2 separate regions of the Homo sapiens genome follow, and region 2 is linked to region 1. Evidence: chromatin contacts called from ENCODE Hi-C or POLR2A ChIA-PET data. All regions are on one chromosome and are shown on one strand. The core of a region is the stretch at or near the end of the contact, and the rest is flanking DNA. Distances in the headings are between cores, read along the strand shown.

Region 1 (4,478 bases), core at 1,234-3,733:
TTTTAGTAGAGATGGGGTTTCACCTTGTTGGCCAGGCTAGTCTTGAAGTCCTGACCTCAGGTAATCCATCCACCTCGGCTTCCCAAAGTGCTGGGATTACAGGCGTGAGCCACCGCACCTGGCCAACTATTTCTTTAATGCTATGCATGGTGGCTCACACCTGTAATTCCAACAATTTGGGAGGCCGAGGCAGGAGGATCGCTTGAGCCCAGGAGTTCAAGACCAGCCTGGGTAACATGGCAAAATTTGGTCTCTAAAAATATACATACACACACACACACACGCGCGCGTGCATTTGTATATTTGTTTACTTTATTTAATTTAATTTAATTTATTTATTTATTTGCAACGGAGTCTCACTCTGTCACCCAGGCTAGAGTGCAATGGCGCAGTCTGGGCTCACTGCAACCTCCACCTCCTGAGTTCAAGCCATTCTCCTGCCTCAGCCTCTCGAGTAGCTGGGATTACAGGCGCCTGCCACCACCCCCGGCTAATTTTTGTATTTTTCGTAGAGATGGGGTTTCACCTTGTTGGCCAGGCTAGTCTCAAACTCCTGACCTCAGGTAATCTGCCCACCTCAGCCTCCCAAAGTTCTGGGATTACAGGCATGAGCCACCGCACCCGGCCTAAATTTTTGATTAAATGCATGAATGAGTGAACCAGATGATCCTAAAATACTTGGCTGTCTGTGACTACTGACTAGCTGGAAGGCTAGAGTATTTAAGGAGAGAGTATGTTTGTCTCACAGCATCCCTTATCTAAGCCTGGAATTCCAAGTCTTCCATATTTAGACATCTAGCTTCCTTTTCAGGCTGATCTCCAATGACACCCTTGTGTGTACCTCCTTTCCCTATAATCAGACTCTGAGGCTTTGCCTAGAATGTCCCATCCCCCAACTCCACCTACTGAAATCTACCTTGAAAGTTCACCCCAAATGACGTGAAATTTTTTTTCTATTTATTTATTTAGAGGCAGCGTCTTACTCTATCACCCAGGCTGGAGTGCGGTGGCACAATCTTGGCTCACTGACACCTCTGCCTCTTAGGCTCAAGCAATCCTCCTGCCTCAGTGCGCCCACCAATTAACCCACCAGCAGCTAGGACTACAGGCAGGTGCCACCACGCCCAGATAATTTTTGTGCTATTTGTAGAGACAGGATTTCACCATACTGTCCAGGCTGGTCTCGAACTCTTGGGCTCAAGTAGTCGGCCTGCCTCAGCCTCCCAAAGTGCTGAGATTACAGGTGTGAACCTCCGTGCCCAGCTTTTTAAAAAAATTTTTTATAGAGACAGGGTCTCACTATGTTGGTCTTGAACTCCAGGTACATGTACTGTGGATGTCTGTATCACTGCCTCCTTAACCTCCTACTTCATAGGTTCCTGAGGGCAAAGACATCTATTTCATCTTTCTTCATCACTGGGCCTAACACAATACTTTGCACATAGTAGATGTTCAATAAATATTTGCTGAAGGAATGGATGCCTCATTGAACTGTTATGGGGGTTGGGGGAGGGAGCCAGATCTGATTCAAGACAATTGAGAATCCAACTCAATGTCCACTCAGTGGTCAAGGGCTGAGGGCACTTCATGTGTAGGGAGGAAAGAGGGAAGTACAAAATTATTTCTCTTTCTGCTAGTGCTCCTTCCTCAACCTCTAGAAAGTTTATTCCCAGCTTTTCTTCACCTTTGGTTCATGCTGCATTATTTTATGTGTTAACTGATGCTTTATAAAGAAATTCTTAGGCCAGGTGCGGTGGCTCATGCCTGTAATCCCAGCACTTTGGGAGGCCAGGGCGGGCAGATCACCTGAGGTCAGGAGTTCGAGGCCAGCCTGACCAATATGGTGAAACCGCGTCTCTACTAAAAATACAAAAAATTAGCCGGGCGTGATGGTGGTCACCTGTAATCCCAGCTACTTGGGAGGCTGAGGCAGGAGAATCGCTTGAACCCAGGAGGCAGAGGTTGCAGTGAGCCTAGATCGTGCCATTGCATTCCAACCTGGGCAACAAGAGCAAAACTCCATCTCAAAAAAAAGAAATTCTTTGCTAGTAGTGAGTGTGTGTGTGTGCACACATGCACATATTCTCTCCATTCCTCCTTGCAAGGGTAGCTGTCTGCTGTAACTTTTATATTCCCCAATAGTAGCTGATGCCAGGCACTGAAGGGGCAGCCCCAAGCATTATCCTTTGACCAGCTCTTGGAAGAAAATTACCTAGTTCTAGTCTCAGAAGTGAAGCTCCACCAGCCTCTTGGGCACCAGCCAAAGCTCCCTTTCTGCCCAGCTCCTAGAAACCTTTTCTAAGCTTTGCCTCAAGTTCCCAAATCCGCTCTGGGGTAAGAAGCCTTTGCCTGCTCTCATGCTGCCCTCTTCTGTTCAGAAAGTGCAACATCTCAATTTAAGAGGCCTGGAGGGTGCCAGCCACCCAGGAAGACAAGATCCCTGCCACCAGCAGCCCATCACCATAGCAACCCTCAAAATGGTTACTCAGCCATCTGGGTTACCATAGCAACTGGCCAAGTCGCTCCACCTCAGCCTCTCCCTAGGCCTCTCCCGTGGCTCGTCAGAGCCAACTCCAAATAATCTCCAGTGCTTCCTGGAAGAAATGAGCAGAGGCTGGACCCCTGACAGGCAGCTATCCCAAAGGGGCGTGGAAGGCCTCACCGCACCGGCTTCCCAAGGCACAGTAGAGATAATGGATGTTAAGGCACTCCGTGAACCTTGAAGTGCTACACAGATGTTAGCTGTTATTAAACTACTGTTCCTTGTAATGGGGGAGGCAGTGGGTTGCCCTAGGCAGAGCTAGCACCATTCCAAGCTTGGCCCCTTACTGGCTGGGAGACCTTGAGCAAGTTACCAAACTCTCTGGGCTTCTGCTTCCTCTGCTGTAGCACATCTGCCTCCTAAAGTTGTTTTGAGGATTAGGTCAAATACAGCATGTAAGATGCTGAGCGCCAAGGCTGGCATTCAGAACCTAACAATAGTAGTTATAAAAGGTATTGGCCCCTCTGCTGTCTCCCAGCTTCTTTGTCAGTAAAACTGTTTTTATCTTCACTCTTGAAGGAATCAGGCTAATGTGAGCCCTGCTGAACCATACCCAATCTCTCTTCCTGCTCTGAGGCAGGACAGGGTCTTACCCTGTGTGGATCCTCTGAGGCAGTCTATACTCTTTGGGGAATTGGGAGGTTCCCCAAACTGTGAGGTGTGGCTTTTTTTAATCTATGAAACTTCTCTTCACTTGAAGCCACAGCTCCCCATCCAACACCATCTCAAGGTAGAAACCTCTAAAGGGGCACTAACAGGCAGCCTGGAAAGAGCACAAATCACTGAGGCCGGGAGAGGCCCTTGAGAGTGGTGGCCAATGCTCTCAGTTGAGATCAGAGTCACGTGAAGCAGTTCACCAGCATCAGGGCAGTCCTGGGGCACAGGCCCCTATAACAAAAATGGAACTCATTCCCTTGATGAATTTCTTTTTTTTTGAGACAGGGTTTCACTTTGTCACCCAGGCTACAGTACAGTGGCATGAACATGGCTCACTGCTGCCTCAACCTCCCAGGCTCAAGTGATCCTCTAGCCTCAGTCCCCCAGATAGCTTGTACTACAGGTGTACACCACCATGCCCAGCTAATTTTTGTATTTTTTGTAGAGATGGGGTTTCGCCATGTAACCCAGGCCGATGTTGAACCCCTGAGCTCAAGTGATCCACCCACCTTGGCCTCCTAAAGTTCTGGGGTTAGAGACATGAGCCACTGTGCTATCCTCCCGCCATGATGTTAAGGACCTGAATCCTATTGCAACTCGACTTCAGTCTGTCAAGATTGAATCCTTGAAATTCATTTTTTGGATATTTAGTTTAATTATACTGGCAGAACAGAACCAGATATGCTCTAGCCTAGCTCTGTGTGTTCTGGGGATAGAGCCTGAACCTCAAGCTGGAAGGACCAGAGGATCAGCCAAGCAACGCTAGGAGGGACACACTGCCCCTGGAGCCTGAACATCTGGGTGTTAGAATCCCTCATGAAGAGGCCAGGCGCGGTGGCTCACACCTGTAATCCCAGCACTTTGGGAAGCTGAGGCGGGTGGATCACCTGAGGTCAGGAGTTCAAGACCAGCCTGGCCAACATGGTGAAACTCCGTCTCTACTAAAAATACAAAAATTAGCCGGGCGTGGTGGTGGGCACCTGTAATCCCAGCTACTCAGGAGGCCAAGGCAGGAGAATTACTTGAACCTGGGAGGCAGAGGTTGCAGTGAGCCGAGATCACACCACTGCACTCCAGCGTGGGTGACAGAGCAAGAGTCCGTCTCAAAAAAAAAAAAAAAAAAAGGAATCCCTCATGAAGACTCTGGGCAGTAGGTCAGGTGGCAGTGGTTCCAGTCCTCAGACATGGACTCTGAAGCAGATAAACTGGTATATTTACTACTAGAGGAAAGGTAGTATAATATAATGGTTAAAAAGTGAGGGAAGTAAAGGAGTTTGAA
Region 2 (4,478 bases), core at 587-3,086, 350 kb before region 1:
CCTTTCATTCCTGCTAAACCAATGAGCTAGGGCCACTCTGGTTTTGTTCCTTTTCATGTGAGCTCTGATATTTCCAAGAAAAAGTTGCTTTCATTTAGTGGTAGGCAGCCCTCAAGGTGGTAGGTAGCATGAGGTCACCAAACCCCAAGGCTGGATTACCTTATGGGTGTCAATGAGAGACTGCAGGGCCTCTGTGTCATCAGGAAGTGCTCCCCGAAAGCGAAGCGTTTGCTCTGCTTCAGAAAGCCACTCCAACAGCATGTGGACTGTGTCTCGAAACACTTCCGCCTGAAATAACCAAGCACAAAAGATTCAACCTCTCTCTGCAGCCAAGGACCTAGATACTGGGACATGCTAGGGAAAGGGTCCAGTGTTCATTCAGACATTTCATGGCCTCATCAAAACTCCACAAAGGTTATCTTTCATTTGTAGATCTTTGAAAATCAACTGAATTCATTATTTCTCAAAATGAATATTAAAATTTTATAGAACATTCAGAATATCAATTTTCAACTCTGTTATACTTATTTCAAGACTGACTGGAACAGATTCTAGTAAAAGAAAAACCAAATAAACCCACTCAGATCTATCCCTTGGGTTGGGACAGCAAATATCCCTTACTTGTTTTAAGGCCTGCTCAAGCCGGCTTTGTTTGGAAACAGAGAGTTTACAGACAGTGTCCCAGCGAGTGCTCAGTTCCTGGAGCTGTCCTTTTACCCAAGTGGTGTCATCTCGACTATTCTCAATCAGCTCTCGGCCTGACCGCTTCAGGACCTGAACGGTTCCTGTTCGCTTTCCCAGTTCCTTCTGGAAAACCTAGAAAAGAAAATAGGAGAATTTGTTTGTTCAAGGAATGTTTTGAGTCCAAGAAACCACTGGGAAATAATAATTTTCTTGGTAGGTTCTAATCATGTGTCTTTTATGCATAGAGGGAGGCAGAGCAATGCATAAGAAAAAACAACCAGGCCGGGCGCAGTGGCTCATGCCTGTAATCCCAGCATTTTGGGAAGCCGAGATGAGAGGACTGCTTGAGCCCAGGAGTTCAAGACCAGTCTGGGCAACATGGCGAGACCCAATCTCAAGGGGAAAAAAAGAAAAAAGAAAGAAAAAAACAACCAGAAAATGTGGCTGTAAATGCTAGCTCAGGCATTTAGGAGATACATAATTTTGAAAAGTTGCTTAAGGCCCAGTTTCTTCATCTGTAAAATGGTAACCATTATACTAACGTTTCCAGAATTATGGGAAATAAAAACATCTGCTGTGCACATAATAAGAATCTGTTGTAATTTCAAGGTAAAGTTAAATGCTTGTGCTGAAACAGGAGGATATTACATAATTCAACATGACAGATAGAGATTATGTTAAATATTGGCGTGCCTGGTGTTAGGATTGTTAGGTTCAGAAGTGGTTTAAAAAAAAAATCACTCATTTCCATTTTAGGAGTCAGTGGAAATGGCTATCTTATGGGTTTCCGTTGGAATTTAGATCCATTTTGTGACTCAACTGAGAGAAACAAACAGGAAGAGGCGCAACCTTGAAGTGAAGTTTACACATTGCCAAATCTGAATCAAACCAATTTTGGTAAATTCGTTGTGACTAATGCAGAATCTCAGCAACAGTTTGTTTAAACACACAAAGCAACTGTCAGGCTCTCTTTCTCCCCTAGAAAGAAGGGCAGAGGCAGTCATATGTAGAAGACCCTAGGCAGTCATATACAGAAGACCCACTGCACTCCAATGTAGCCCAGACCTCACCCCTACCTTGTGTGCATCCATGAGGTTCATGACGAGGTCAAGGTCCCCGTGCACGGGCTGGTCCTCAGCCAGCTGTGGCTCCACCTTGTATAACCAGTCAACCAATGCCTGCAAAGCATCCATGAACTGACCCGAAAAGAGCAGGGCTTCCTCCAACTTGTGCTGCCTGAGAAATGCACACAAACGCTACCATTTTTAGGGATTCCTTTTACAAATGGCCCACAATTCTGCCTCGCTGAAAGGGAATATTGCTTGAACCCTATATAGAGAGTGACTTCTATGTTAGAACAGTTAGAAATACAGTAAAGGCCGGGCGCGGTGGCTCACACCTGTAATCCCAGCACTTTGGGAGGCCGAGGTGGGCAGATCACGAGGTCAGGAGATCGAGACCATCCTGGCTAACACGGTGAAACCCTGTCTCTACTAAAAATACAAAAAATTAGCCGGGCATGGTGGTGGGTGCCTGTAGTTCCAGCTACTCGGGAAGCTGAGGCAGGAGAATGGCGCGAACCCGGGAGGCAGAGCTTGCAGTGAGCCGAGATTGCACCACTGCACTCCAGCCTGGGAGACAGAGCGAGATTCCATCTCAAAAAAAAAAAAAAAAAAAGAAATAGAGTAAAAAGTGACTGAGAGATGGTGAGACATTTTAAATCAAACCACCCTCTAGAATGGATTAAGGGTAGCACAGGGGACAGGTAGAGATACCCTTTAGGCATCTTATAGCCCAGTGACACACAGGCACACCCTAACAACCCAAGGTCTGTGTTAATCACCTCATATACCACTCTAAGTAAAAGATGATAGTTTTGGTAGTGATCTGGAATCAGTTCAACTCCTAGCTCTGTATCAGTTGTGTGACCCTAGGCTGTTTCTTCATCTCCTTGAACCTCAGTCACCTCATAAAAAAAAAAAATTGGAGTACAGGCCAAGTGTGTTGGCTCACACTTGCAATCCCAGCACTCTGGGAGGCCAAGGTGGGAGGATCACTTGAGGTCAGGAGTTACAGAACAGCCTGGACAATAGCAAGACCTTGTCTCTACTCAAATAAAAAACAATGGCTGGGCGTGGTGGCTGACACCTGTAATCCCAGCACTTTGGGACGCCGAGGCAGGTGGATCATGAGGTCAGGAGTTCCAGACCAGCCTGGCCAATATGGTGAAACCCCGTCTCTAATAAAAATATTAAAAAAAATTAGCTGGGCATGGTGGTGTGCACCTGTAGTCCCAGCTACTTGGGAGGCTGAGGAAGAAGAATTGCTTGAACCGGGGAGATGGAGGTTGCAGTGACCCGAGACAGTGCCACTGCACTCCAGCCTGGATGACAGAGGGAGATTCCATCTCAAAAACAAAAACAAAAAACATTAACCAGGTATGGTGGCACATGCCTATAGTCTGAGCTACTCAAGAGGCTGAGGTGGGAGGATCCCTTGAGCCCAGGAGTTGGAGGCTGCAGTAAGTTCTGCACTCCAGCCTGGGCCAGAGAGCTAGACCCTGTCTCAACATGACAAAAAAAAAAAAAAATGCCAGGCGCGGTGGCTCACGCCTGTAATCCCAGCACTTTGGGAGGCTGAGGCGGGTGGATCACGAGGTCAGAAAATTGAGACCATCCTGGCTAACACAGTGAAATCCCTTCTCTACTAAAAATACAAAAAACTAGCCAGGCGTGGTGGCGGGTGCCTGTAGTCCCAGCTACTCGGGAGGCTGAGGCAGGAGAATGGCGTGAACCTGGGAGGCGGAGCTTGCAGTGAGCCGAGATCGCGCCACTGCACTCCAGCCTGGGTGACAGAGTGAGACTCTGTCTCAAACAAACAAACAAAAAAAAGTACAAATAGGGTAGCAATATTGTAATATTTAGCATGGCATAGTGGGTACAAATAGATAAAAGTACAACTTTTAGAACCAAACTGCCATGGTTTAAACCTCAGCTCTGCCAACAGGGTAGCTGAGTGACCTTAGGGGAGTTAAGAACCTCTTTATGGTCATTTTCTCATCTGTACAATGGAATAAAAATGGTACCCACCTCAGTGGTTATGAGGATTAAATGATTATCAGCTACTGTTTGGTACATATTCAGTAGTAATTGCCCAGCAAAGGTCAGGTATCATTATGGTTAAATGAGGTAATGCATGTAGAGGCTTTGGAGTGTCCAAGAGCAGTCAATAAGACAGTTGTTGGTATTACAAATTGATGATTTACAAATACTTTTGAGTTACTGATCTATTATTGTTGGTTTGATTTTATAGGCCTCTCTCTAATACAATAAGGTTCAAGTTTAAAATGAGAATTTTTACACATTTTATTTAAATTATAACAGTCTTTGAACTAACTGGTGGTGTTAAGATGGTACAAAACCTCTTACTGATGCATTAGCTTTATCACCATTTTATAGAATCTGGTAAGAACCTCTTGCTTTTGGGATCCCGGTTAGACCCCTGAAGGGGACATTCATGCTCACCGCTCCACAGACTTGCCACAAACAGTATCCCATTTGTCTCTGACTTCTCCTAGGAAATTGTCAAGTTTCTGACTATCTTCGGGAAGCAAAGTCTTTTCTTTCAGTGCTCTGCCAGTTCTAATTGTGGTATCATACACAGGCTGCTTGCCACCAAGAGTCTTCTGAAACTCCTATGTTTCCAGAAAGAAAAGAAAAAAGTGTTAAAAGTCAGACGACATCTTGATTTGGAACAAAAGAATTTGAGTTTTCAGGCTAGAAACCAAATAAAGT

Evidence for each region. A loop is a pair of places that touch in the nucleus more often than their neighbours do. ChIA-PET counts read pairs that join two places held with the same protein, here RNA polymerase II (POLR2A). Pooled maps may share reads with other maps.
Region 2: a loop to region 1 is called in a pooled map, with 4 times the contacts of the local background. The contact joins two enhancer-like sites. A Hi-C loop is called at or near these places in 1 of 168 maps with a recorded cell type or tissue (endothelial cell of hepatic sinusoid) and 3 of 50 pooled maps. POLR2A ChIA-PET finds 5 or more read pairs at or near these places in 1 of 52 experiments (IMR-90).

Annotation. Positions count from the first base shown.
Region 1 is chr1:39,096,721-39,101,198 of GRCh38, reverse strand. It overlaps a transcript of MACF1 not described here. Among named protein-coding and RNA genes, the nearest start is that of NDUFS5, 73 kb to the right of the region's middle. RefSeq lists an enhancer at 2,419-2,508. Within about 2 kb of position 2,483, at least 3 of the 41 ENCODE cell types and tissues checked have a DNase peak (open chromatin) inside an H3K27ac peak, as active enhancers do.
Region 2 is chr1:39,448,494-39,452,971 of GRCh38, reverse strand. MACF1 (microtubule actin crosslinking factor 1) reads right to left here. Exons shown (of 101, transcript NM_001394062.1): 84 at 4,209-4,378; 85 at 1,761-1,920; 86 at 622-816; 87 at 160-288. Among named protein-coding and RNA genes, the nearest start is that of BMP8A, 41 kb to the left of the region's middle. Within about 2 kb of position 1,836, at least 3 of the 41 ENCODE cell types and tissues checked have a DNase peak (open chromatin) inside an H3K27ac peak, as active enhancers do.